2 separate regions of the Homo sapiens genome follow, and region 1 is linked to region 2. Evidence: read pairs that join two places in POLR2A ChIA-PET (ENCODE). Cell type or tissue: OCI-LY7. All regions are shown on one strand. Links, peaks and the distances in the headings refer to the core of each region. The heading gives the core; the rest is flanking DNA. Region 1 has its middle 130 kb from the start of MAP3K7. Region 2 has its middle 67 kb from the start of MIR4464.

Region 1 (15,214 bases), core at 4,761-12,760, 80 kb after region 2:
CCCATGACATAGTCTCAGGAGCTCCTGAGAACATGTGCTGAAGGCAGTTGGGTTATAGCTTGGTTTTATATGTTTTAGGGAGACATAAGACATCAATCAAGGTATGTGAGATATACAGTAGTTAGGTCCGGAGAGGCCAAACAACTTGAAGAGGGGAGGGGTTGCTTATAGGTCATAGGTGAATTCAAAGATTTTCAAATTGGTGATTAGTTGAAAGGGTTAAACTCTGCCTGAAAAGTTGAAGTCGGCTTGAGGTAAGGGTTGGGGGGTGGTGGTTGTGGAAGCCAAGGTTTTTATCATGTAGACAAGCCTCCAGGCTTCAGAGAGAATAGATGTGAATGTCTCTTACCAAAGGTATCAGACTGTTTGGAGAGACCTGGTAAAGGAAGCAGATTCTCTACAGAATGCTAACTTCCCCCCACAAGAAACAGCTTTGCAGGGCCATTTCAAAACGTGTCAAGTAAGCATATTTTAGGGTCAAAAAACTTCAGTTTCTTTCAGGGCCCTGCTATCTGTCATGTGATGGTATAATAGTGAGGTTGAAATTTGGTGTCTTATGGCTACAGAGAGTCTGTTCAGTCAGACAGACTCCAGCCCCATCTCTGCCCCCCACCTTTCCATCATGACCTGAACTAGATTCTCAGGTTTCATTGTGTCCCCTTGGCTGAGAGGAAGACCCATTCAATCAGTGGGAGGGGCTTAGAATTTTATTGTCATTTATTAGCATTACCAAAATGCATAGAAAACACGAGCTGCATTCAGCACTTATTTATTGAGCATGTAGTAGGGACTAGCACTATTCTAGGCACGAAAGGTGCAGCCATGAATATGACAAAATGCTTGTTATCGTGGTTTTATGGTCCACGGTGGGGAAGATAATAAGCGAATCAGTAAATAAAGAAAACATAGAGTGATAAGTGCTCTACATGGAAGCCACTTTAAGGTAGGATGAGAGAGAGTGAGGGGGTGTGGCTAAGGAAGGCCTCTTTAAGGAGGTGACCTTGAAGCTGATGTCTGAATGTCAAGGAAGAACCAAATCTACAAAGTTGAGGGGAAGAGCATTCCAGGCAGAGAAACAGCTCTCAGGCACTAAGGTGAGAGAGGTTGGTATATTTCAGGGACAGAAAGACACTGGCTTGTGTAAACCAAAAATAAAATTCTAAGGTCCCCCAGCCATCTGAATGGACCCCTCCTCTTGGCCAGGACACTACAAAATTAACCTGAAAAACTGGTTCAGGCCACGACAAGAAGAGGGGGTGGGACATGCCTCATTATACCCTCCCCACTTTTGAAATTTAGAAAAAGCTGACCAGCATTCAACATCAACACAGACCTTAAGTCTAATTAGAAACATTTACAACCTGTGCTCTCTGAGGCCTGCTACTTGGAGTCTTCATCTGCATGATAAAACTTTGATCTCCACAACCCCTTATCATAACACAGACATTACTTTCTATTGATAGTAACGCTTTTGACCAATTGCCAATCAGAAAATTTTCAGATCTTCCTATAATCTGGAAGCCCTCCTTCTCCTTACAGGCCTTTCCAGACCAAACCAATGTATATCTTACATGTATTTGATTGATGTCTCATGTCTCCCTGTAGTGTATAAAACTAGGCTGTGCCCTGACCACCTTGGGTACATGTTCTCAGGATCTCTTGAGGGCTGTGCCATGGGCCATGGTCTCTCATATTTGACTCAAAATAAATCTCTTCAAATATTTTACAGAGTTTGACTCTTTTTGTCGACACCTGGTTTAGGAGGCTGAGAAAGAATGATACAGCATGACATGAGCAGCGGGCAGGGGCCAGATCACAGAGGGCTATGTAAGCCATGGCAAGGCATTGAGTTTTACTATAAAGAAGTTAGGAAGCTACTGAGGGGCAGAAAGCAGAAAAATCACATGGCCAGATGAGTATAGTGTTTTGGAAACTTTTCATTTTGATATGATTTCAAACTTACAAGAAATTTGCAAGAACAGTGAAATGGTTTGGCTCTGTGTCCCTACCCAAATCTCACCCTGAATTGTAATAATTCCCACATGTGAAGGGTGGGACCAGGTGGAGGTAATTGAATCATGGGGGTTATTTCCCCCATGCCGTTCTCGTGATAGTGAGTGAGTTCTCACGAGATCGATGGTTTTATAAGCATCTTGCATTTCCCCTGCTGGCTCTCATTCTCTCCCCTGCCACCCTGTGAAGAGGTGCCTTCTGCCATGATTGTAAGTTTCTGAGGCCTCCCCAGCCATGTGGACCTGTGAGTATTGTTTGTCCCAATACTGGTGATGTTAGCTTTGATCACTTGCTTAAGGCCATGTTCCCCAAGTCTGTCCTCTTTAAAGTGACTAATTTTCCCTTTGTAATTAATAAGTCATTCCTGAGGAGTTTCTTTGAGACTATGTAAATATCCTATTGCTCATCAAACTTTTACTAGTTTTAGCACCCATTGATGAATTTCTAAATACATCACTTCTATGTTTATTATTTGGAATTCAACTATAAGGAAGAGCTTTCCTTTCTTCCATTTATTATGTTAAAAAGAGATCATAGGAAAGTAAAAATGAAGCAAGGAAATCAGTTAGTAGGTTGTTGAAGTATGCCACAGGAGAGGTAATAATGGCTTCTACCAATGTGTGTTGGCAGAGGATGGAGATAAATGGATAGATTCAGCCTATGTTTTAAGGTGAACTTGAGAGTTTTGTCAATGGTTTGGATGTGAGGGTGATGCAAAGAAAGTTATCAAGGATAATTTCTAGATTTTTTGTCATAAGCAAATGGTACCATTTAATGGCTCCAGTTGGTGGTACCATGATGGTGCCATATATCGAGATAGAGAAGACTGGTGGAGGAACTTTGGGAGGGAAAATCAAAAATTTTGATTGGGCACAAGTTTCAGATACTTGCTTAACATCCATGTGGCAGTGCCAAGGAGTTCAAATAGCTGGTGCGAGGGAGAGGGAGTGATGGGTATATACATAATATTTAAAGCCACGACACTGAGTGAGACTAATGAGTGCAGACGAAGAAGAGGTCAGAGCACAAATCCTGAGCTACTTGAAGAATCAGAAGTCAGGAAAATGAAGCAAATTTGGCAAAAGTGCTGGACAAGAGGCAATTAGCAAGGGGGAAGCAGAACCAGGAGAGTGTGTTGCTGGGTAGGAGAAAAAAGGATTTTAAAAGGAGGGAGTGGCAAAGGCTGCCGACTTCTGCTGAGAGCTCAAGTGTGATGAGGACAGGGCTTGCAGGTTGGACTCTGCAGCATAAAGAGCGAAGGGGCTGGAACTCAGCAGAAGTGGGTTGAGGGGAGAATGCGAGGTGAGGAAGTGGAGGCAGTGATAATAATCAAGGACTTTAGGAAGGTTTGCTGTGAAGGAGAACAAAGTAAAATGGTGGGAGCTGGGCAGGAATACATGGTCAAGAGAGTTAATCTTTTTTCTTTCTATTATTTAATATGAGAGGTAAAGGATCATACTATCTGTTAGAGAAAGTAAAATGGGTGATGCTGAAGAGAAGAAAGAGAGAAACAAAGTCCCTGGGAAGGATGATGGGAGCTGAAAGCTGGTTGGTTTCTGTGGGACACTTGATCCTTAGTAATAAGAAAAGGTCATCAGGTCCGTAGGGTGGTGGTGGGGATGCAACATGATGAGGGAGGTCTTTTTGGTTGTTTCAGTTTTGTTGATGAAGTGTGAGGCAAGGTCGCCAGCTAGAATTGGAGTGGGGACAATGTGAAGAGAGATGTGAAATAGTTAGTTTGAAGAATGAAAGAGTTAAGAGATGTGGAGAGTGTATAGGACTATGAGGCATCACTGAAGGCCAATCTGAGATTTGTGGCCATGAATTAGTGAAACTTGTCAGGAAGTTGGGTTAAAAGAAAGTTAAAAATAACATGTGTGTCTCACACCACTGCTCTCAAAGCACTTTATTTATTTATTTATTTATTTATTTATTTATTTATTTATTTATCTGAGATGGAGTCTCACTCTGTAGCCCAGGCTGAAGTGCAATGTTGCAATCTTGGCTCACTGCAACCTCTGCCTCCCAGGTTCAAGAGATTCTCCTGCCTCAGCCTCCTGAGTAGCTGGGATTACAGGCAGCTGCCACCAGGCCCGGCTAACTCTTTTTTGTATTTTTAGTAGAGGCGGGGTTTCACCATGTTGGCCAGGCTGTTCTTGAACTCCTGACTTCAAGTGATCTGCCGCCTCAGCCTCCCAAAGTGCTGGGATTACAGGCGTGAGCCACCGTGCCCGGCCTCAGAGCACTTCTGACATGCGCTAGCTTGTCTAGTCATCATATAAACTCCCCGGGTGTGGGAAGGTACCTCCCCTTCATAGATGTGCAAACTATAGCTTAAAGAGATTATGTTTCCAGCCTGAGCCACATAAAACATCTGACTCCAAAACCTGTGCTCCTTCCATCACACCAGCAGCTATGGAAGTGACTTTACAACAAATACAGTCACAGAAACAAGTAAAGTGTAATTCAGATCCACTGCTGGTTTTAAATGATTTGATAGGCTGGGAGTGGGGTGGCTCATGCCTGTAATCCCAGGACTTTGGGGTGCCTAGGAGGGTGGATCACTTGAGGTCAGGAGTTCGAGACCAGCCTGGCCAACATGGTGAAACCCCATCTCTACTAAAAATACAAAAAATTAGCCGGGCGTGATGGCAGGTGCCTGTAATTCCAGCTACTTGGGAGACCAAAGCAGGAGAATCACTTGAATCCGGGAGGCGGAGGTTGCAGTGAGCCGAGATCATGCCATTGTACTCTAGCCTGGGTGACAAGGGTGAAACTCTGTCTCAAACAAACAAAAAAAGAAATGAAAAGAAAAGGATTTGATAGACCGACAGATGAGGCTGAAACAGAATGTGACTGGAGGGTTTATTGCTGGTGATTCATGATAGGATAATTGTTACAAAGATTCTTACAACATGTCTCAGAGAAAAATATGGTTGACAAATATGGATAATAAATGGTGCTAACAGAGCACAGTGGTTAAGAGGGTGGACTTTAGCATCGGCCACATGTAGGTTCAAAGCCTGGCTCTACCACTTACTGGCTTTGGGACTTCGGGCAAGTAATTTAACTTCTCAAACTCAGTTTACTCATCTGTAAAATGGTCATAATAACAGTACCTTCTCCCACTGAGTTGTAGTGGGGATTACATAAAATAATTCATATAAAGAATAGAGCATAGTCATTGGTATACAGTTAGAACTCTTCGAAGCTATACCATTATTACTACTAGTGAAAACTAAAAATGCAATGTAAAGATGGGTTGCCATAAATTGCACCAACAGATATTATATTGTGAATCCTACTAATTATTTTTCAAAGGTGGGCTGATGAAGGAATTAACACAGTACTCCACAGTTTTTTTTTTTTTTTTTTTTTTGGAGACAGGGTCTCACTGTGTCACCTAGACTAAAGTGCAGTGGTGTGACCACAGCTCACTGTAACCTTGAACTCCTGGGCTCAAGCGATCCTCCTGACTCAGCCTCCTGAACAGCTAGAACTGCAAACGTGTGTTACCACTCCTGGCTTTTTTTTTTTTTGGTAGAGACAAGGTTTTGCTATATTTGCCCTGGCTGTTCTTGAACTCCCGGTCTCAAGTGATCTTTCTGCCTCAGCTTCCCAAAGCTCTAGAATTACAGGCATGAGCCACCATGTCTGGTCTCCATGTATTATTATACTGGCATTAATAAGTCACTCCTAAGATTTTTTAGCAATAACTTCTACTGATTATATTAGAATTGAAGCTTAATTGACAAGCCAACAGATTTGTCCCATTAAACAAACATTTTGCTACTGGATAAAACAAAAAACAAAAATCCTCCAGATATTTATACATATTTATTTTATGCACATAAATGTCTCATTTAAAATCTATTCAGGAAATATAAGCAAGGGGGTAACTCTGACAGAGAAGCTACAGATAGTGTAAAAAAATTTAAAATTCAGAGGAAAACATGCAGTGGGTCAGCAATGTGAGGGATTCTCATCTTACCATATGGATACTTTACATTGTGAGGGATGCAACACACTATAGCAACCTTTCAAAAGGCGAAGAGTCAGCCGCCTGCCTATCATCAAGATAGCTCTGCTCTGCCATATGTGATTATGTTGGGCTTAGCTCATGGGACGTATACTAGCATATGAATTTCTATCATGGTTAACTGAGTTAGTAAAATAAGATAATAATGCAGCAATTCTGGTATTTCTGGTCCCTGCACAGAAATATCAGAATTCAACACAGGTTGAATGAGGTTAATCTAGACCATGTGCTGTGTAAAATTAAAGTAGAAACCTGTATAATTTACAGTAGAGGGTTGCATATAAATTCTGTGTTTTATGAAGCTTGATAACTTTTTGTAATTATGTACAATAATTCTGTGTTTTATGAAGCTTGATAACTTTTTGTAATTATGTACAATAATTCTGTTGAGTTAAAATAGTAGAGCTATGCCAGGCTGCCCATAAAGCTATTGTACCTTTCCAACCTGACTCTTGGAGGAGTTAGTTATGTAGGAGACAGAGTCTGCTGAGCTTGGGTCCCTGTTAGGGAGGGCTCCATTGTAGTTCTCCTTTGGTACACAGGTAACTGGGGAGCTTTAAAATTTTGTAATGCCCTGCCCTCACTAGAGGTGTGTGAAGCTGGAAGCTCTGGGGTTAGAGCCCAGGCATGGGTGTGTTTAAAAGATTCCACTGTGATTATGATGCACATGTGCACACTAAAGGTCAAGAATTGCATCTAAAGCAAATCTCTCAGATTTAATAAACTGCTATATAAATATATGTGTATATACACACATTCATAGATACATATTCATTTTCACTAAAATAGTTAGGATTATCTAATGTCTACAAAACTAATGCTCTTGAGAGTGTGATTAGGAAGTCAAAGTGACTGAGTTTTTCTGGTACGTCAGCAAGGTATTTTAGAAGCTTATCACAAAACTCTTTATCAGATAAGAACGTTTTCAGCAGTAAGCAACAGAAAGCCCATCTGAGTCACTGAAATAGATAGAAAGGTATTTTTTCTTACAAAACTAAAAAGTCTGGGCCGGGCACGGTGGCTCACACCTGTAATCCCAGCACTTGGGAGGCCACGGCGGGCGGATCACGTGAGGTCACGAGTTCGAGACCAGCCTGGCCAACATGGTGAAATCCCATCTCTACCAAAAATACAAAAATTAGCTGGGCGTGGTGGTGGGTGCCTGTAATCCTAGCTACTCGGGTGGCTGAGGCAGGAGAATCGCTTGAACCTGGGAGGCAGAGGTTGTAGTGAGCCGAGATCACGCCATTGCACTCCAGCCTGGGTGACAGAGCAAGACTCCATCTCAAAAAACAAAACAAAACAAAACACAAAAGTCTGAAAGTAGGCAGCTCAAGGCTGATGCAACAGCTCAACGATGTTGGTAAGAACTTAAGGCCTTTTTTCGTTCTCTTCTGACACCCTAACCACGTTGGCTCATGACTTCATGGGTACAACGTGGCCATGTTAGCTCCATGCCTCATGCCTCCATTCATGGCAGGAGGAAGGAAAGTAAAAGTTGCACTAGCCATGTTTTTATCAAGAAAGAAGCTCTTTGCCCACATCTTTTTGGCCAGAACTATATCTTATGGCAATCTTTTGCTGGAAAAGTGGCTATTTAGCTTTTCTTGTCCCCACAGTGGAAAAGAAAGAAAAAGGAATGAGGGTTAGGAAAGGCCAGCCCACACTGATGACCACATTTTGTAGGTCTTTCTGCATAATCTATTAACTTGCTTCTCTGGCATTGGGGAAAGTGTCTGAATATACCTTCCCAGATCATTCCATTTTTTCTTACTACTTTCATTACTGCCACTATTTTTATTTAAAATGGCAACAGAAGCTGCAACTGCCATTTATTGACTACCTACTGTGTACCCGGCATTGTGCTAGCTGACTTTTCTACCTTGCTTCCAATCCAGTTACAATAATCCCCACTGCAAGATGATCACTGTCCTTATTTCACAGATAGGAAACTGAGGCTTAGAGATGGTAAATGATTTGCCCACGACTATATATGAGGAAATTACAGAGTTAGGATTTGAACTTGAGTTTACATGGCTCTAAAGCCTATGCTCTTCCCAACAGAGTCACTGCCTCTATACCTCCTACAAAAATAGGCTGGAGTAATCTACACAGGAAAGAATATACATTTTTCATAATCCCTACACGTTCTTTTTATAGAGGCTTCAAGTATTACTCACTTGCTGCTCCCTTACAACTCCCTGATGTCATTTAAGAGAAAAAGTGTCATCCTGATGTTGAAGATATCACCCGAGTGCTGTCTGGAACTGAGTGGGGGCAGCCAGTTCACCCTGGGACTCTCCACCGGCCCCTGAGTACAGCAGTCCCCTGTGTTCTTGTGCATCTACAGGATGACGCATTGCTTGGCAGGTTCTTATTCATCTTTCCAGGAACTCAGAGAGGTCTCTGGGAAATATGGGAGGCAAACAGTTTGAAAAGCGAAAGTGCTATGGTCATATTACTTCTACAGAAAGCAGCTTTACAGTGGCAAGGTGAAGCCCAGGTTCCTGGGAGGGGCCCAAACTGGACAATGGTAAAATGAGCAGTGAGCAGCATGTGGCAAATTGGCAGCCCTGGGTTCCACGCTTCTGCACGGCACAGGGAGTGGACCTACTTGAGGCAGAGGGTACCGGCTTGTTGAAGTCTGATCTTTGGGCTTTGTGCCAAGGTGCAGCAGACAGAACTTCCGGTGGCTCCTCAGATGGAACTTTCTGTAGAGAGAGAGCCAGCTGCACTTGGGAATCTTTCCTTCTGCTCCAGAAAACCTATGGGGATATTTTTCTACTGGGTTTATAAAGCCAAGGTCCCCTAGCTTTACAGACCAATCTCTCAGGGCCTTGGGATTCTCCAAAATGCTTCTGAAGTCTTTGCTATATGGTCCCTTGTGGTCAGAGGTCACACGTGGGTGGAGGCAGCCTCTGAGGGATCTGCTTCAAACCGTGGAAGGGAAGCCCAGGTAAATATAACAAGATCTGCAGGCTAGTCAATGCTTAGTATTCTCTTGAGACTCAAAGGCAAATCAGAAGACATTTTCCTAATTTTGACTCATGCAAATCTTCAGTGTTGCTTGTGATTGTATGCATTAATTGTTTACTGTCAGGAGGCAGACAATCATGGGTGACCCAGGGACAATGCATCTTCTGTTTACCAACAAGCTCCCAGGAGGCTCTAGCTCCCTTAGGCTGGTGTGAGCCAGAATGGGACTTTCTTTCAGGTTTGGATGGCTTTGGGCAGGCGGCCCCCATAAAAACGCCCTGGGGACTTGGAGCCATAAACATGCACACACTCTTCCTTTGGCCATGGCAAACAAAGAACATCCTTTAGTTTCACTCTGTCTCCACCTTGCCTGCAGCATCTTTCTCCACCAGCAAGGAGTTCCACATGTCAAGACTTTAGTGTCGGCTGCCTGCAAATCCTGTAAAACGGGAAGTGCAGGGGAGAGATTTCTGTACTCAGAGGTCAGCCTAGAGCTCTGCCATGACCTCACAGCCATAGTAAGCTACATGAAACTCCAGAAGAGTCTCACATTACTTGCTTCTAATAATGGGGCCCTGACATTTCTAAGTTCATCAATTTATAACTATCACTTCTCTCCTTTTCAAAGGGTAACAATTCAGATAAGGTTGTAAATATATGAGGGTCCTCTGAGCTCGTCCTCCAGACTCAAAATTCTTTCAGGCTTTTCTTGCAAAGCAGTGGAGGACTTGGGGTTTATCAAATTTTCCATTCCTATTTTTGTTTTTCCCTTACAAGGAAATAACCCAAATCGCATAGCTTTTGCCATTATGTCCTCCAATATGTCTCATCCCTTATTCCCTCTCAAGCCCTTAATTCTCTGTGACTTTTTGCTCTTTCAAGGAGAAAATCCTTAGGGTAGGGATGAGAAAGGAGTTCACTTGTCCTGCAAATGGGCCACCCTGCCCCAGAGGCAGGAACAGCCTGTCAGTTGGGGATGTGGTGCATAATTTTCAGTCATTCTGAGTCAATATGCATTCAGCAAGTTTCCTTACAATATCACCATTTCTATCCTCTTGTCTTCAGCAATTCAGCAGGAAATTAGCAGCATACCGCCTTCCCACAAATGCGGCAGGACTGCGGGGTGAGGGTGGGGGGCGAGGTGTCTGGTTTACCACAGACCTCCAACAGGCGAGTCACCTGAACAGCTTAATTTGAGTACAACTTAAAAAAAAAAAAGCAAGCTATAAAGTCATTGCAGGCACTCTATGTGCAGTAAGAACAGAGGGTCCCTAAATCCCCTAGTGGAAGATACATTTGGAGATGTCTTTCCAGCTCAGGATAACTCCCTCTTCTCTGGGAATGGCTTTCACCTTTCCACCCCATCCAGAAACCATGCTTGCTTCGTGGGACCCTGCCTTCCCTAGTGACAGTTGATTGAACCTGAGGTGGACACCTGGGGGTTTCCAAGTCAGTCTCTGTGGTGACCAGAAGTCTTTCCTCAAGTCTTACCTTCTCCCTGGGGTTTACTCTGCCCATGTTTAAAAGTGCATCCTGCCCACAGCACCCCTACCTCCTGCTCCGGATCCCCTCTTACTCCACCCCATCCTTCTTTCTCTACAACCCTTATAATCTAACAAGCTATAAGTGCTCATTGGTTACACTCGTGGTCTACCTCTCCTACTAGAATGTAGCTTTGTTCCTGATGCAGCCCAAGCACCCACGCCAGTGCCTGCCACTACGATACACAAAAATTAGTAGTATCCCAGCACTTTGGGAGGCTGAGGTGGGCGGATCACTTGAGGTCAGGAGTTTGAGACCAGCCTGGCCAACATGGTGAAACCCTGTCTCTACTAAAAATACAAAATTATCTAGGCATGGTGGCTCATGCCTGTAATCCCAGCTACTCGGGAGGCTGAGGCAGGAGAATCACTTGAACCTGTGAGGTGGAGGTTGCGGTGAGCCGAGATCGCACCTAGCCGAGATCGTGCCATTGCACTCCAGCCTTGGCAACAAGAATGAAACCTCGTCTGAAAAAAAAAAAGTTAATAGTTAAATAAATGAATTGGAGTTAGGGTGGTCATATCCTATTCTATGGTTCAGAGGCCAACAGGAGAGCAGAGCCTTTTCCCAGAGCTCCAATCCTTTCTTGAGTCCAGGCTTCCCTCCTGCCCTTAGATTTCATGAGTTCTTGTAGTAAATTGTCTCCTTTTCCCCCTTAAGCTAGCTGTAGTTAGTTTCTATGACTAGCAACAAGGGGCTTGCCTAAGTAAACAGACAGACAGAAATCCCAGGCTTCCTAGAACTTACATTCTAGTGGAGATGAGTTTGGGAAACACTAAGGGGACCAACATGGCAGGGGCCCAGTAAACAGGAGAGAAAAGTAGTGGGAGGACCAGGAAGCAAATGAGCAGGGTGGAGCCCTGTGGATACTTGTAGGACTTTGCCTTTTGGCCTGAGTAAGATAGAAAGCCACTGCAGGTTTCGAGCAGTTTTGTATTTTAAAAGGGTCCGGCTGGCTCTTGTAAGAGCTCAGCCTAAGGATTGTGGTCGGCAGAGTGGAAGCAGGAATTCCAGTAAGGAGCCCCTGCAATAATCCAGGAGACAGAAGGTGGCCCTGAACAGGGTGGCAGCTGAGGAGAGGGCTGAGAAGTGGCCCAGTTCTTCACAAAGAAGGCAGAGCTAACACCTCCAACACCTGAGGCCCCATTCTCTGGAATAGTAGAGTGTGTATTTTGCTGTGTTGGAGCAGCTGGGCTTTTGATCCACTGTATCCTGCCGAATCCCCAGCCCACGCCCTCCCCGTCCCCCAGCCGTGGCCTCTCCTTCCCCTTGGTGGGGCTGAGCACACACCACTAAGTAAAATCCTGTACAAGGCTGCACATCCCTTTCCACCTCGAGTCCTCTTGTGGGCTGTTTGCTGAAAGGGAAGACTTTTCCTTCTTTGGATGTGCATGTGTGAAATAGACCTTGAGTGGCAGATTTGGATCTAGTCCTGTGCTTGGCTCTGATTCAGTCCTCAGTTTTCTCATCTGTGAAATGAGAGGCCTGATCTCCAGGATCACTCATGAGCTCTCATAGGCTATAATTCTGAGGCTCTGAGGACTGAGTGAGTCCATCACTGAACCCAGGTAAACCAAAGGTTGCATCCTCCGTCATAAAATAAGCAATAAATCACTGCAGTGGTTCCTGGAATGATTCAAGGAGCTCAGCCTTGCCTGGGGCCCACAGCTACTAGCCATGAAAATGGTCTGTGATATATTAATAGCTGGAAAGAAGACAGGTTACAGAAATGGACGCTTATGTTACATTTATGTAAACAAACAAAATAAGGTCCATGAAATAATCCTAGTTTTAGCAAGGGTCCTCTCTGCAAAGCAAAGTTATAGACTTAATTTTTTTCCTTGAACTTTTCTACATTTTCCAAATCTTTTAATATGATTTAATAGATGCATGTATATATGCATAAGTTACATACATTCATACGGTGGTCTTTATTTTTTTTTCCTCTTTTGATTGTTCCTTCCTGCCCCTTTTCATTCTACACCTTCAATATCCATACCCCAACCCAGTCCCCACTGTGATAGCCCAGAAAGCCATTGTCTACAATGAACATCAGTACTACTTTGGCAGTCACACAGCAGTCAATCATTAATTCATTTATTTTAAAAAGTGACAGCAAGTCACAGCCTCAAAGCCTCCACCTAACATGGGAATCATTCTGGCTCTGACCCATTTTTGATGGGGAAAGGAGTAGATGACCAAACCTGAGACAAGAGCATGGGGAGATTTTTGTTTCTTGTTTCCTGAATGAAAGTGAAAAACCCTAGGAATAGGCCAGGCACAGTGGCTCATGCCTGTAATCCCAACACTTAGGGAGGCTGAGGCGGGAGGATCACTTGAGGTCAGGAGTTTGAGACCAGCCTGGCCAACGTGGTGAAATCCTGTTTCTAAAAAATACAAAAATTAGCCAGGCCTAGTGGTGCACGCCTGAATCCCAGCTACTAGGGAGGCTGAGTCAAGAGAATCACTTGAACCTGAGAGGCAGAGGTTGCAGTGAGCTGAGATGGCACCACTGCACTTCAGCATGGGCAACAGAGTGAGACCCTGCCCCAAAAACAAACCAAAATAAAACCCCTAGGAATAATAGTTGGCTCCTGTTTGTTACATAAGCAGACAACAGAAAGTGAGTAGCTTTAGGCTTTCCTATCAGCCTTTGACTCAGGGCAAACGACCATGGGACATGCAGCTCCTTAACATATAGTTTTGCTAAGGAACTAGGAAGGCCACATGTGTGAGATTGGGACTGAGGGGTTGGGTGGTAGCATGCCACTTCCTGAGCCATGCTGCCCTACAACTTTATTATAGAAACTGCGAAATGGTTAGGAGATACCCAATCGGTCAGTCACTCTAGCCTAAAAAGCCAGGCTGGGTGGCAGGTAAGCCTTCCCCAGTGAGGAACAGGATGTGTGGGAGGCCCCATGTAACTGGGCAGGATGTTCACTGGGTCACTTCCTGCCAAGGAGAGTTACCTTGATGAGACTCAGAGCACTAAACTCAGGGCTATCCCAGTCCTCTGAATCTGCTCTAGAACACATATTTTTATATGTGCATATATTCACATGTATGTGTCTGTGTCTATTTTTTTCCTTCTTCCCTTTCACATCTCTGACTGGGACTTTGCTGGTGGTGGGAAGAAATGCTTGTGTCAACTGAAAGGCAGGAACATCGCATGTGGCAGCTGCTGGGTGCCCAGAAACAGGGCTCCAGGAAAAGGTGCGGACAGTGGGGACAGACGAGCTGAAGGCCTTGAAATTCCACAGTCCACCAGGAGGAAGTAGATAGAAACACAGATCGTAGCCATGAGGGACCCCAGAGGACATTCATTCTAGCCCCTGTCTTTGCAGGTGAGGGAATACACCCAGAGATGTTAGGAAAGCCCCACTCTTCAGTAGCTCAATGACCACAGATTAGACCCACACACGTCTGCCTGCTTCAGTGAGAAGTGATGGTTTTTATTAAGAAGAGAGGAATTAAGAAGACATATATTCTTCTTCTGTCATAAGAAAACAATTTTTTTTTTTTTTTTTTTGAGAGGGAGTCTTGTTCTGTCATCCAGGCTGGAGTGCAGTAGTGTGATCTCGGCTCACTATAGCCTCTGCTTCCCAAGTTCAAGTGATTCTCCTGCCTCAGCCTCCCGAGTACCTGGGATTACAGGCACACACCACCATGCCTAGCTAATTTTTGTATTTTTATTAGAGATGGGGTTTCACCATGTTGGCCAGGCTGGTCTCAAACTCCTGACCTCAGGTGATCCGCCCGCCTTGGCCTCCTAAAGTGCTGGGATTACAGGCATGAGCCACTGCACCCGGTCACAAATTGTATTGATTTCCTGAAGGCAAACTCGAATTGTTATGAATCCCTTTTCCTTTTCTGAACTGAAAAGTAAATCGTTCTTCGTCTTTCTGTGGGTGGGGAATGGTTGAATGTGTTTATGCATAGGCTCTGCAAGATAAATCGCCCGTGGATCTTATCTTCAGAGCCTTCTGAGTGGAGTCAGAACTTTATCTTGTGGTTTGGGTTTTTCATTCTTGGTAACTTAGTATTATTTTGGGAAAACCTAAGGAAGTGGATAGGCCTGAAAAGCAATCTTTCCAAACATCTTGATTTGGAGACATGCATACCCCAAAGCTGGGATTCTTGGCAACACCGCAGCAGGGGCACACTGTTACCAGCCAGGAGTCTCCTGCAGGTTATAAAATACAGCAGAGGATTTCCTCCCTTTTCTGAAAGCCCACTGGGTCAATAGATACTGGGTTAACAGTTTTGAAATATTTATATATAGGGAAATCTCCTTAATTTGCACTTCTCAAAGAAGACCTGACATAACTGATTTAAAAGAAAAGTAGAAGTACAAGTTGTAAAAAATAAAAATAAGGCAGGTACCAGAATCTTGTAATTAATCTACCCAATTCCTAGTACTTAAGAATTAATATTTAGCAGAGTTTCATTAAAGAGATTTGGTATCAATTGTTTGAAGTACAGGTACCCTTAAATAGTGCTAAAATACCTCTCTATTCTTACTAATTAAAAAAAAAAAACTATCAAGTTGTTAGTAAGATATTTTATTCCTAGAGATGGGCCTGTGAAATAGAATTATCACAGACTCCACATCCTGTTCAAAGTGTTTGAGAAATATTTTCTGGA
Region 2 (15,214 bases), core at 3,622-11,621:
AAATGAGGGTTATTTATAAGAAGGAAAAAAGGTACATCTTCAGATCCACTTCACTTTTCCTTTTCTCCAAGCAGTAGTCACAAGGGACATTATCAGATATTAACATGATATAAACAATTGCTAATATCGACAAGCCACATTATACCATATTCCATTAAAATTTAATTTACCAATAGAAGAAATACGGAACTAATTTTAGATTTCTATCACCCACCCAAATATAATTTTATGTTCTCTTTAATTCTGAGATCCCCAAAGCTTATGTCCCAAACATTTTGTGTCATCTAAGAAGAAACTGTATTTCCTACTGCAGAGATTTAGTGCCGCTCCTGCCAGAAGTCAGTGAAGTGTTCTTTTGTTGGCAAGCATTATAGGGCTGGGGTCTAAAAGAAATTAATTTGAGCATTTTGGTTGATTTTAATAGCTTGACCTCTGAGTGTGCGAGCAGTGAGGCCAGGGGGCAATGGCAGGCCATCCACGCAGCTGAATTAAAATGAAGCCCTGGCCTTGCTCAGGGAAACCTTCTCTCACCTGCTTTTCATTTCCTTTAGCTATTTCTGGTAATGAAAACTGGAACCACTGCTATATATTTTGGAGTCTAGAAGTTCTATACATTTTTATTTCATACAATATGCCTATAATTAAATGTAGGTCTTTGTTTATAAAAGGACAAGACCTAAGTGTTCCTGGAAGAATATGGAAAAAAATCTTAAAAGGTATTCCTTTAAAAATAGTTTTTTTTTCATCCACAATTCCAGATGGAAGACTCTCCCGTGTTACAACCTTCCTACCTGCCCACTGACATTTTCATTTGCTATTCCTTATCTTTCTGCATGCTGGCTTTGCCCTTCAATAAGAACCAGAATGGTAAAGTGGAATAATACTATTGGCCCGTTTTAAAGAATCTGAGAGAGTTCTCAGGAAAGTTGAAAGCATTTGGATGGGAAACAGCTCTTCCTGAATTCGTTTCTTGTTTGGGCTTTTTCTCCAATCATCTCCCAGACAGTCCTGATGTCTGTATCAAAGGAATGGGACGTGTGGCTCAAAAATGCCAATTGGAACCTTCCCCCATGAGCTCGTAGCATAATTTGTGATGAGTTCAGACCTGAAATTTGGCCCAGCCCCTAATCAATCATTAGGTGTTCCTGTTATTTTTGTATTGCTGGGGGCAGCCTGCCTGTCTTCTTATCGCTGTCTTTAATTGACATTCTGAAGTACTGCTATATTGATTGTGACTTTTCTCTCCCCTCTGGTAGCTACTTGGAATCTCATTGATGAGTAGTAATAGCATGATATATATTCATGTGCACATATGCATGAACTACTATGTTCGGTATTTGCATTTGCCTACACGTCTGCTGTGCAAGGGTATGCCATGAGAGAATCAGCTTCATCCCCCCTCCCTGCCATATGATGTCTATATATTTATGAGTAGGAGAGAGAGGAGCACTTGGATATATGAATCTGCTTGCAATTTCCTAATGGAATCTGGCAGAAGAGCTTTGCAATAGGACAAGTTCCAGTAAAAAATGTGTTCATGTAAGCACTTTCCCCTTGTGCCTGCCACCTATTTGCCTTTCCAGAGCATTGAAAAGATTAATCATGGGATGATCTAGATTCTCCTTTTGGTCAGTAAAACATAATACTCATCTGGATTCTCCTTTTGGTCAGTAAAGTATAATACTCTCTTAAAGAAGTGGAGAATATTAGAATTGTATATTTTTAATGGTATATCCATGGAGGAAGAGTCCAGGTGAACAAGTTCTTGAAGGGGAAATATATCTTATCAATGGCCAAGCTTTCTGTAGCTGACTAGGTTTTGGTACTGTCATTTGGGAGGTGTATGCTCATAATGCTTTTTAAGGAGAAAACATGAAAATTGTCGACGAGATTAAAGTTGAAGGGTTTGAAATGTAGTAGGCACTTCTTTCTTGGGAGTGCTGCTGTGTTAGGAGGCCATCCTGAGACTAGAGCCCTCGCAATTCAGAAATGGCTTTTCTACCTCATTAATGCCATGATCTTTTGTTATCCCCATCTGTGCCTGAATGGACAAAAGGTATCCATTTAAATTATGGATCTTAAAGAGAACCTTTGCAAAGGCCCCTCTAATGGCCCACATTCATACCCCCTAGCTTTTGCCCTCCATTGTGGCCTCAGCCTGGTAACGGCTGCTGGGATGAGTGGAATTTCTGGAAAGGGGATTGATGGTGGTTAGAGATGCCAACATACAGAAGCCACAAAACTTGGAAATGTGAAATTCTCTGTGTGCATATCCTTTAACTGAAACTTTATGTGTCTCAAGTGAATGAAAAATAAGTTATTTGGGGAAGCCTTTGCCCAATTCACCTGGGATAAGAAGGCCATTGTATCACACATATAATTCCCCAGAGGCTCTAATACTGCAATGTAGCTACACAGCCCTTGGTAGAAAAGATTTCTAAAGAGAAACCTCATCTTTCACACTCTTCAAAAGGACGAACTTTTTGTCAATTATTTTTTTCCTTCAAAGACAAACTTCAATTAGATCAGAGTAGTTGGTAAAGGATATAAAGATAAATGAGGGCTATATTTGTTTAGAATTCACCTAAAAGACAGAGCCAAAATATAATAAATTCGTTTGCTATGGACACTTTCAAAGATTCTTAAATCCCACATGACCTCCAGCATTGTCCTCATATGGAAGACTTGCCCTAGGCAACATGTGTGGAATTTGATGGTTAAACATCTGTTGTGACGACACTCTAGACATCTTAGGGAAGGATCCTAAGTGTTCCGGCAACAGCTACCAAGCCTAGCAGATGGCAGGATGACTGTGGGGACAGACTGGTGATCCTAGAATCGATTCATATGAAACAGGTTCAGGAGGAAAAAAGATGCAGCCTTGCACCATTCAGCATTTTCTCCATAGACTAAGCTCTGAAAGTCTCCTGCAGCATGATGCCATCCATGTGTTTGTGTCTCCTGAAGGGACAGTGGCCTTAGTGGCTTCCTCACAGAGTCTAGAGGGCCAGAACTGGCAGCTTTGCAGATGTCTGAAGATGTGAATCAAACGAAAGAGAAAATTATAGCAGCTGATATTTATTAATAGTGTTATTCAGATCCTCTACATCTTTACAGATATTTTGTCTAGTTTTTCTGTCAATTGCTATGGGAGGGGAGTAAAATCTCTAACTGTGATTGTAAATTGTCTAGATTGTCAATTTTTACTTTGTGTATTTTGAAGCTGTTATTAGGTACATATACATCTGTAATTGTCATGTTTTTTGTGATTATGAGAAGCCCCTCTTTTCCTCTGGCAAAACTCTGTAATGAAGTCTGCTTTATCTGATATTATGAAAGCCACTCCAGCCTTCCTATATAGACTGTTTGCATAACGTATCTTTTTTCCATCCAATTGATTTCAACTGATTGGAATCTTTACATTTAAAGTGTATCTCTTATAGGAAATGTATTAGTTTTGAATTTTGCTCTGTGTCCACTCTGACAATTTCTTCCTTTTTGTTAAAAGTGTTTAGTCCACTTACATTTAACGTAATTGTTGATATGATTGAATTCAGGCCTACCACTTTCTTGTTCACTTTCTATTTGTCCCAAGTGACATTTATTATGTGCTGTTAAGAAAAGTTATCTAAAGCTTGGAAATAAGGAAAGATGATTGTGTGCCTCTCAAAGTCAGCCTAGAGCATTGTCTAACAAGCCCACCTAAGACTCAGCTGAAGGCCAGAGGAAGATAATTTTGACTTACTATTTACTATTAAGGAAACTAATGCACAGAAAGGCTAGTTAACTTGCTCAAGGTCACCCAGTAGTAAGCATTAGAGTTTGAATTGAGAAGCCAAAGCCGATATATTTGATCACTTTACCTTACTGCCTCCCACTGGTAATTGCCTTATCATTGAGCTTATTATGGATTAGTATGAGAGGAAGTTGGGAGAGCTATTGCTGCCTGTTGCTAGCTCTGGTCCTGCAGATGGCATTTTCCGTTAAAGGGAAAGGCAGCTGTGCAGAACCTCAAGGTGCACGTGAACTAAGCCCAGGGGTCCCGGGTCAGTGAGGCTCAGCCCAAATGCATTGGGAACCAAACTCACACATGGGTGTTTGCTCACTCTGTTGATCAGGATCCCCTCGTGTGTACCGCTGCTTAACACATGATTAAGCGCATGTAAAAGAAATGCTGTTTTCAGGAAATAATTGCTGAGCATTCTGGTGACGTATATTTGTTCTTCTATTTTGATAGGAGAGTGGGGCTGAGGTGGGGGGAAGGAGAAGTGTGACCAACCAGGGAAACACACTGATGTAGCAAATGTTAGTGATGTTTTAGTACTTCCTCATGAAGCAGTGTGACCTCCTGCCACCCAGACAGGCTCACTCTTCAGATTTTCCTTGCTCACTAGCCACAGCTGTTTGTTGTTTTCTTAAATGTTAAGCTTTTTATAGCTCTTCAGTTGCTTATAAAAAGTACCAGTTATTCAGGCCATACAAGAACTGGCTCTGTGCTGGTCTAATGAGCAGTGAGAACACTGGAGGCATATTTTTGTTGCTTCTATTTTCTCACTACTTCCCCTTCCCCCAGTCTCACAAATTTCCCCTTTGGACTTAAATGACTCCAGAATCTTGGAATTTACTAAAAAGGCGAACCACCAATTGGTCTTTGCTGTTCAAGAAAAATTCATCACTGACTCACCTCCCTCCCAGTTCTTGGCTCTCCACGGCTGTGTGAAGAGTAGATCAACGGGTGGGGCCTTGTGTCACAAATCACGGCTGCTCCTAGGGGTCCAGGGTTGGGGGAGCACTCCAACCTGTACAGATGCACCTGTGATCTCTACAGAAGAGAAGTCTCATCTTTGCCCCCGAGGAGAAAAGAGCCCAGGACTTGGAGTGCCTTCGCTGAATAGGTAGGAACTTTCCAGTTTGCATCCTCTGTGAAAAGCAATTAGGACCAGCTCCAGAAGGGATCTGATAGAATCAGAAGGAAGAAGTCAGAAGCCACAGTCAAGAACGCAAACAGAATTGGTATATTTGAAGGAATCAGTCTCCCTTGTGCTGGGAGGCCTTCACAGTGTCATCTGTGGGTTGTACACACATTCTACAATGACTTCCCATGATAAACATAAAACTCTCGGGGAAAACGTTGTGATCTTAGTGCAAGAGGATATCATTAAACACAACATGGAAAAAATCCTGTTAGGAGAGCCATGGCTGAGAAAATCTGTATGTGTGTTCTAGCATGGAGTTTCACCATGTATGAGCTCCAGACCTTGGGGGCACTTGGACTGATTACAAGGGTCCTAGCATTTGGAAATGATTTAATGAATAACCATCTGACACATATGTGTTCTATTTTCCACAAGAATGTAGATACTGAAATGATTATTAAAATATTAATTTAAATGCAATATTGAATTATTAGTGTTTTTTAAAAGTTTTTGATTTTTAAAATTTTTATTATTTTTTTAACCTTACTGTATAGCTGTAGAATAGGAGCTGCTGCTTCAAAAGCCATTGGCCTCATGTCCAGGATGTCATAAAGAAACTCCTTAGGAGCCACTGGCCAACTATTTGGGTTGAAGAGGGTCAAATTATGGGGTTTGTTTTCGGGAAACCTTATCCTCAGCCTTGTTTTCTTGGTGCTTGCTCTTGTTAGAAAGGAGGACAACTTACCTAGCATATTACATGGGATGATTTTGCAGAACGAATCCTCGTTAAACATGTTTTGAGATGGAAAATAGACATTTTCCAAGTGTCGGGCTTGTAAAAGGCCTATTTATCAGAGTGAATTGTGTATGTTTTTAGCTCAGAGGCTTTGATATGTACCTATTGCAATTCTGTGCTTTTAAGTGTCCATATAATAATAACAATGACTAATGTTTATTGAGCATTTATTACATGCCAGACACTATTCTAAACACTTAACATGTGTTATCTCAACAAATTTTCAAGTTTTCATGGTAGCTATTATTTTTTTCTTTTCTTTTCTCCTTCCTTCCTTCCTTCCTCCCTCCCTCCCCTCCTCCTCCTCCTTCTTCTTCTCTTCCTCCTCCTCCTCTTCTCCTTCTCCTTCCCCTTCCCCTTCTTCTTTTTTCTTTTTTTCTTTTCTTTTCTCTTCTCCTCTCTTCTCTTTTCTTTCTTTCTTTCTTTCTTTCTTTCTTTCTTTCTTTCTTTCTTTCTCCTTCCTTCCTTCCTTCCTTCCTTCCTTCCTTCCTTCCTTCCTTCTCACTTAACATGTGTTAAACTCAACAAGTTTTCCTGGTAGCTATTATTATTTTCTCTTGCTTGCTTGTTTGCTTGCTTTCTTCTTTCTTCTTCTTCTTCTTTTTTTTTTTTTTTTCCAGACTCTCCCCTCTGTCTCCCAGGCTGGAGTGCAGTGGTGTGATCTCAGCTCACTGCAACCTCTGCCTCCTAGGTTCAAGGGATTCGCCTGCCTCAGCCTCCCAGGTAGCTGGGATTACAGGCACCCCCTACGACACCCGGCTAATTTTTGTATTTGTAGTAGAGACAGGGCTTCACCACATTGGCCAGGCTGATATTGAACTCCTGAACTCAAGTGATCTGCCCACCTTGGCCTCCCAAAGTGTTGGGATTACAGGTGTGAACCACCGTGCCCAGCCTATTAATTTCATTTTATACACCAAGATATTGAGACTCAGAGAACTCAATATGTCACCCTGGCTTACATGCCCACATGTAACAGAGCCAGGATTTGAATCTACACTGTCCAACTTTGGAGCCAGCACTTTTAACCACTGTGCTATATTCTCTTTATGTTCAATGTCTGACCCAAACTAGAATTTTTTGTATTATGAATTAGCATTAAGGGGTTATCCTTCCCATCATTTAATTTAGGATTTAGATGTCTATTCTCATTTGAAAATTATTCCATTATGTTGACTATATATATATATACACACACACACACACACACACACACACACACACACACACACACACATATATAGACTATCAAATATATAACATTGTGGAAATTCACATGTACCAGTTTTAATTTTAGCCATTAATTAAATGAATTCTATTTAATAAAACCTTTCACTTCTTCCCCAAGGACATTGTCTCAGGGGCTCTGTGGAATAAATGTGAGAGTTTATACTTTCTTTTCTTGGCCTCAGTTCACCAATCTTTGAAGCGGGGCCACCTTTACTCTAAAACCATTAATTTTTCTTAATTAAAGAAGATATACAAATGGCCAATAGGTACATTAAAAATACTTACATCACTAGTTATTAGGAAAATGAAAACAACAAAACACCACTACACATACACTAGATGGCTAAAATTAAAGTCACTGACAACACCATGTGTTGGTGAAAATGTAAAGCAACTAAAACTCTCATCTGCTGCTGATGGAAATGCAAAATGACACAGCCACTTTCAGAAAAACAGTTTGGCAATTTCTTATAAAGTTAAATATACAGTTACCATATGACTTGCCAATCCTATTTACCCATGAGAAATGAAAAGCTATGTCTACACAAAGACCTATACCTGAATGTTTATAGAAATTTTATTTGAAATAGTCCCAAACTGAATGCAACCCAAATGTCCATCAGCTAGTAAATGGATAAGCTAATTATGATATATCCATACAATAAAGTATTATTTAACAATAAAAAGGAACTGATAGGAACCAATGAACGAATCTCAAAGGCAAGGTGCTAAGTGAAAGAAGCTGAAGAAAAAATCATATACCTACTATATGATTTCATTTATATGAAATCTAGACAAGGCAAAATTATAGTGACATAAAGCAGATCTGTGGTTGTCAGGGAGGTGGTCTTGGGATGCAATGGAGACTGGCCATAAAAGAGCATGAGGAAAGATTTGGAAATGATGGAAATGTTCTATAACTTGGTTATGGTATACACTTGTCAAAGCTTAACGAGCAGCACACTTTAAATTACACCTCAGTAAAGCTGATTAGAAAAAATATATGTGATTCAGCTGTATATGAGACAATTCAATTTTTATAACTCTAGGTTTGGCTTCCATTGAGGTCGGCCTAACTTATTTCCCCAAATATTTAACACAGTTTGTGATTTAAAATGTTTTTTTATCTGTTATCTTAAAACTGAAGTTACTTCTTCAACTGGAAAAAAATAAGTTTTTTGAATTTGTTGTATAACAAATATTTGATGCAAAAAGAAAAATTGAAATAAATTTATTCATAATCAAGATAACCCCATAACCATTTATTCGATGGTTGTACAGCTCTCTGTGTCAGTTCAGTTCGTCTTTATACTTGTTGATCCACTGTCATACTGGATCAACTGTCTTGTGAAGACTTTATATTTAGAGTATTGGAATTTTTGTGGTCCTGTGTGACATACTGGTTGTCATATGAGTCCCCTAACACCAGAAGAAATTCTCCATGTAGAACAGAGGCTGAAGCTGAACTCCTCCTGAGTATGGCTTAAGGCTCAGTTTAATTATATGGAATCAGTTGATGGTTTGAGGAAAAAAATAGTTATCCAGTTTATTCTGTAATTTTGCTTTGAAAACCAATTAAATAGTATTTTTTCCAATCACCATATTTCCTCAGAGATATGAATAGATATCTACTCACCATCTCCTTCAGTCAAATATATTTATTAGGAGTTTATTTTAAGCCAGGCATTACGCTAGGTACTCTAGGAGATACAGAGCTGCTTAAGCTATCATGATCCTTGTCCTAGTTGGTTAAAATTCTACACTTGGAAATTTGCTCAAGTGCCTATACAACACATACAGTTGTCCTTCGGCATCTGTGGGGGATTCGTTCCAGGACCCCTCTGGATACCAAAATCCAGGGATGCTCAAGTCCATTATATAAAGTGGTATTGTATTTGCATGTAACCCATGCACATTCTCCCATAGGCTTTAAATAATCTCTAGATTACTTATAATACCGAGTACAATATAAATTCTATATACTTATATAGAATATATGTAATACATTATTATATATACAATATTATAATACCTAATGCAATATAAATTCTATATAAATAGTTATATAGTTTTTATTTGTATTATTTTGCCTTATTATATTGTTTTAAAAACATTTTTGATCCACAGTTGGTTGAAACCATGAATGTGAAACCCGTGGATACAGAGAGCTGTACACAAATCTGCTTTGGCTATTTCAGGTGTAGGACTCAGAGACATATTCTGAAGTTGGAATATTTAAAAGTGACTGTGGGATGCTAGAAAGGGCATGACCCTTAAGATAGGACTCTCACCAGCACTTCCTTCATACCTGAAATGGCACCTCTGGAGGAATATTGTGTTAAGCTGTCTCCTCTCCTGCCAGCTGTTAGTCAAAGGCAAGTATCCCTGGAGAGAGTGACATATTAAATTCCAAATTCCTCAATATTATTTAGGACTTTCAGATTTTATGTTTGGTGATAGAGGTAATACTTGTTACTCCTCTATTGAGGGGCAACCTTTATCAACTTACATTTTTTGCTTAATGCTAGCCCCAGAAAGGCTTGCAGACTGTCCAGTGATAGCTAAGGATGGATACATACAGAATGAAGTTGCTACTCAAAGTGGTGTCACTAACCCAGTATTAGATCATCTGGGAGCTTGTGAGAAATGCCAGATTTCAATACCTACCCCCATATCAATGGAATCTGCATTTGAACAAGAGCTCCAAGCATCTAGTCCAACATCAGAATGTTTCTTCCAGTCAGTGCTGAGGCTTTTCTGTTTCCCCTTGCCTACTAGTAGTATGAACATTTGAAGGTCCAATTCCTTCTGCTGGAGTCTTTTGCGATATATTGAAGGTCAGGTATCTGATTCCTTCTGCCAGGAAGAGCCCTTGAACTATTTAACAGATTTCTTCCAAGATCTCTTCTAATGTTTACTTACCTCTTGCAGTTCAATAATCATCTTTCTAAGTAAGAGGAAGAAATTGCAGGTATCTGAAAAGCTTATGCACACAGTCAAAGGGGGCTCAGATTATAAGAGCCTGCTCTGCAACACACTTTATTCAATAAATGTTAAATGAAAATAATAAATGCCCTTCCTCTTGGCTTGGAAATGGCTTTTACATGGCCCTGGTACAAATACATTTTGTAAACCCTTCAAAGTACCTGTTGTTTCCTTCCTACCCAGCTCCTTTATGGATGACTGTATTAACTTACCGAGGTGTGCATGGATTACTTTAATGATTGAGTCTACTTCTTCCAAGCTCTGGCTGATGTCTAAGAATAGACCTTTCTCCTTTGCACAGAGAACACAATTGAGGTGCAAACTGACTAGTGTCCTAAAATAGTACCCACTCCCCCTCCATTCTTTCAGGAGCTCCTTGTCCACAGAGGTAGCCTGTGCCCCCTGCTGTAAGAAACCACTCAGAAGTTGGAGAAAATAGAGAAGGTGTGAGGAGTCAACCCTGGAGAAGTCATCTGACCTCTCTGAGCCTTAGTTTTCCGACCTGTAAAAGGAAAGAATTGGACCAGATAATGTTTGAGCTCTCTTGGAATAGTATGAACATTTTAAACCAGGGAAAAGGAGACTGGGAGTTAGCCTGTGGAACCATGGCATTTTAGAAATGTCAGATTTCAATACCTGCCCCCAGATCAATGGAATCTACATTTGAACAAGAGCCCCAAGCATCTATGCTAACATCAAAATGTTTCTTCCAGTCCTGAGGCTTTTCTGCTTCTCCTTGCCTACTGGTAGTATGAACATTGGAAGGTTTATGACATTTTATAAAGCCATTTCATATTCATTCCCCTGTGCAATCATCAGAACTCCAAAGTAGTGCTCCTATTGTACAGATGAAGAAACTGAGACCCAGAGAGGGTAAGTGACTTCCTCAGTGGCATCCAACTCAGATGCTAGAACCTGGACTCAGGACTTGAACCCAGACACCCTGACTTCACCTGGGAGTCCTCCCACTACATCTCAGCTGTCACTGAGAGGCCATTTGCTTTGTTTAATAATGTTCTTTAAGGCTGTGCAAAGGTCAACATTCAAAATCTATCTGTTGCTATAAGTAGGCTAAAAGAAACGAACTTAAAAATAGTCTCATGCAGGTATACAGCAGCAGAAAATAATACAACAAATGTGATTTCTATTTGGATTATACACCCTGGGGGGCAAAGTGCTATTCTAAACATTGCCTCTTGAGGGTCAAATGTCCCTGCATAAGGTAGACAGAGGCAAGTACTGTTAACACCATTTCAAAGAGAGGAAAACGGGGGCAGAACAATTAAATGGGCTTCCTAAGATTTCTCAGTCAGACACGAACTATAATTCCAGATGCCCAACATTTCTGTGGTCTTTTCCGCTAACTCACTGCTGATTGTGTGCGCAGCCACTATGCTCCACGTTCTCCTGCCCAGGAGGTGCTGTCCCTATCTGGTGGCCCCAGAAACTAGGGGTAGGGGTGAGGGTGGGGAGTTTGTAAGGAAACAACTGAAGTGCAGAATGGAATGAACCTATGGATGCCTTTAGGTTTTGATAACAAAGGAAAGAATCCTTACATTCTATTCAGGACGTTATTGGATTTAAATATTTTACCAGCTTCAGCTAAACATTTTCAGATTTTGACTCTGCTAAAGAACAGGTACTTATTTATCTGGAGTTCGATTACAAATATAGCTTTGTTCTGCATGGATAAAATGCAAAGAAGTCAAGAACGGTTAGCTAGAGTCAGGGCAAGTGAGAAAAACAGCTACTTCCTTTTTTTTTTTTTTTTTTTTTTTTTTTTTTTTTAGTAGTAGTAGTAGTAACACCCAAGTTGCAAAGAGGCTAAGAGAGTAATTCAGTGTTGTGGTTAAGCGTGTGGGCATCAAACTGCTTTTGCATTTTAGCTCTGACACTTACTGACACTTGCTCACCCTGTGACCCTGAGAAAGTTATTTCTCAGGTCAATTTCCTTATCTATGAAATGTAGATAATAACGGAAACTACCTCCTAGGGTAGTAGTGAGGGTTAAATGACTTAATACCTGCAAAGTGCAATAAGAGGAACTCAACAGATGCCAGCTATTATTGTTATTGTTATTAGTGAGGAGGGAACAGTTAAACATTTTGCTTTTATTTGGCTTAAGCCTAGTACTATATACTTGAATTCTAACCAAGTAAAGAACAAAAATTATCAACTGAGAAAGCGTGTGATGGTCCAAATCAAGAGGTGAGTTACACATGGGCTGGGAAATAGCCCATTTAAGGTGACCAAACACAGATAATAATGCAAGGAAATGGATAATGCAGATAACCTAATGCAGAATTAGTAACCTAATCCATTGTAATATCTACTGTCTTAAGTGATGATGCGGTAACCAATGATTAAAGGCCTTGAAATCCAGAAAGACAGAAATAAGTTTTAACATACTGGATAAATACACTGTACTTGATCACAACAGGTTGTATAGTTATGAGAAGGACAATTCCCCCCAAACAAACAAATAAATGTCTACTCCAGTTTATACATCAGTTTTTAATGTGTATAGTGTGAGTCAGTTCTCCTGATTCTAATTAATTAATGCTGCATGAACTAATAAGTCTTGGAGCAAGCAACACTGATGCCCCTGCATCAGAATTGAGAATTCCCCGAGCACTATGGCCTGTGGAGTCTGCCTATTGAAGTTGTTTTATCTCCTGGTATATCTCTCATTAGATATCAGAGTTTAAAAGATCAGGATTCCTATTTCAGTCCTACCAATGTCATTATACCTAATACTTTCTCTGCTTATCAGGAAAGACAAGAATGCTCTAGAAGCCCTTGTAGGAAAGCTGAGGGTACAAAAGACTATACTAAAGATAAATATTACAGCTTAGTGGAAAGTCTCCTCGGACACAGTGAGTAGCAGAGTCTGGAAATGACTGGAAAGTGGTCAAAACAAGCAGACTTCCAGAAGATCTAGATGATCCTTACATGCAAATTTTAGTCGTATACAATTGCCAATACAATTGGAGATTAAGATGCTTTTGTTACTAGCAAAGCTAATTCCTGGGCCACAAAGGAAACTACTTTATTACCTTTAACATCATTCTGTTTTTAATCTAAAAATAATCGTAATCTAAAAATAATTTTAATCTAAAAATAATTTTAGAAAATAATCTAAAAATTATTTTCCAGAGCTCACTCTGTTCTCTATGCATGCCTCTGATTCTCGGCAGTTCCAAAAAGTCGTATCCACTCTCAAGAGGTTTAAAACTTGCCACCACTAAAGAGCAAAGGAATGTGGTACAGGTCTCAGGACAGTTTCAAAGGAAGTGACCCAGAGGCTGAGCAGGGGCACAGTCTTTAGAATGGAGGCAGATCCTCTCAGGCGGCTGGTCTGATGGAGCAACAGTAACTCGGCTGGGTAAATTCCAGCACATTTGGGATGGAGTACAGCATGGTGCTGAGTGCATGGACTCTTGGAGTCTGTCTCCCGGGTTCTAATCCTGGCTCTGCCATTTACTGGCTGTATGACCTTGGGCAAGGTACTTAACCTCCTTGTATCTTAATGTCTTCATCCAAAAATGGATTTAAACCTCATAAGGTTGTTATGAGGATTAAAGCAATTCATGCATTTAGGGTATCTGGCACATAGAAAGCATTGTTTTAGGGCTGATTACTATCACGTACCTTTTGCCCCCTCTTGTGAGATCCCATTGCTGCTTCTGCCCTCCTGGGATGTAGCGGGGGCAGTGCCTCCTCCTCAGTGAGTGCCACCCTGGTGCCCCTGCAAAGTTTTACTTTCTTTTTTCTCTCTCCTTGCCTTCTCTTTCTCCCTCTCACCTTCTCTTTTCTGTATATCACTCTTCGTCTCATCTCTCTCTCAAATATAGGTGAAAATTAATGATGAACCTGACACTATCTTTTTACTTTTGTGGGTTCAATGATTGATATATGTGCTTATATGTCTATTTGGTTTTATAATTTAGGAGAATTATAAAGAATCAGGGAACATATGTTCTATTTGTTTTAGTGTTATAGTGGTAGAAAGCATTGTACTTTATGCTGTGTCAATATTCGCATCTCAGAAGTATTAGTATTTGCAATTTGTAAAAGATGATGTTTGAAATAAACTATTTTCAATGAAATTTACCATTTGAAAATATCTACTTGCAAATTTTGAGGAAGAAAACAACTTTTGAAACTGAGCACCATTTAGAAGTTTTATTCATGTTATACCTAGAACAAAAGGAATTTTTCAAATAAAATGTTAATGACAAAAGCCACATTTCTACGTATTCATTATAGAGGTTATCATAAGGACTGGGATAGGTATAATTTCTAAGAGCTAAAATTAAAATTGGTCTGTTCTCTGTTAGCCAGATGTTGGTGTTGGAACAATGTAATGCATTGCTTAACAGTAGGAGGCACCCACCAGGCTAATTTATGGGATGAGGAATGTTAAGGCCAATCAAGTGATCTAATTGTTTCAACAGTGCTAAAGGATTTATAATAATCTTCAAGATCAAGGCTGTGCTAATCTGAACTTCCCCTTTCCCACCTCCACCCCCTGCTTTCTTCTCCCCCTCCAAGCAGTTATATGGTATTGTGCTTGCCAAGTTTAAGTTGCATAGGAAGCAGTTGAAGTGGGGGCTTGGGTTCCAGTCCCAAGGTAAGATTACATATGAAAATCAGTGGGGGTGGTCTTTCTGTAATTACCCTTTGTGCATTTTGTAAAACTACTGCTGGGCTGGGAATGACTGACAGCCTTGACTCAAGGGAGGTTTGGCCAGGAAAGTGTGTGTTTGTAACGCTGGGGTAGAATTGTGCAGAGAGAGAGCCCCAGGGGATCAAGGAATCAGGGCACTGAGGTAGCCAGTCCTCCCTCAACTGACACACCTTCATTAGCTCCTCAGACTGGCTTACTGACATGAATGTGGATGACATATTAAAAATCCACTTTAACCAATGTGCTGTGAAATGAACTTAGACAACAAGAACATATATGGCTTCCCAGATTTGTTTATTCCAAGCCCTGAAATGCACAGAGGGCAGTGTGATGGATGAGGGATGTCAAGCTCTAGATGACGATCACTTACACAGAGAAGGCATCTGTGTCCCCATAACATTGCACTGTTTGGTTAGATAAAAAGTGAAGTACAGGTATGTGCAATTTGGTTTTTTTCCCCAGTGCATCCAACTTGCTGATTTTTACAGTTATCATAAAGAAAATATCAGCTTTCTAATGCACAAGAAGATTTTTAGCTTTAGTTAAAAAAAAAAAAAGAACAGAAAGGGAAGACAGAGTTTTATCTCAGCCTTTATG

Evidence for each region. ChIA-PET counts read pairs that join two places held together with the same protein. Peaks named below come from ENCODE experiments on the same cell type or tissue, not always from the same donor. Only the 100,000 strongest peaks of a DNase experiment are listed, where the experiment ranks them.
Region 1: POLR2A ChIA-PET joins it to region 2 with 28 read pairs; 2 of 35 experiments call an interaction of 5 or more read pairs at or near these places.

What each region holds. Positions count from the first base shown.
Region 1 is chr6:90,450,135-90,465,348 of GRCh38, forward strand. No RefSeq gene overlaps it. Among named protein-coding and RNA genes, the nearest start is that of MAP3K7, 130 kb to the right of the region's middle. In OCI-LY7, for the core only: no CTCF peak of the experiment used is centred there; DNase peaks (open chromatin) are centred at 8,717, 8,987 and 9,477; H3K4me3 peaks cover 1,191 bases.
Region 2 is chr6:90,371,644-90,386,857 of GRCh38, forward strand. No RefSeq gene overlaps it. Among named protein-coding and RNA genes, the nearest start is that of MIR4464, 67 kb to the left of the region's middle. RefSeq lists an enhancer at 14,073-14,667. In OCI-LY7, for the core only: CTCF peaks have their summits at 3,875 (motif pointing left), 10,309 (motif pointing left), 11,132 and 11,333; DNase peaks (open chromatin) are centred at 4,228, 5,238 and 11,278; H3K4me3 peaks cover 5,459 bases; H3K27ac peaks cover 7,487 bases.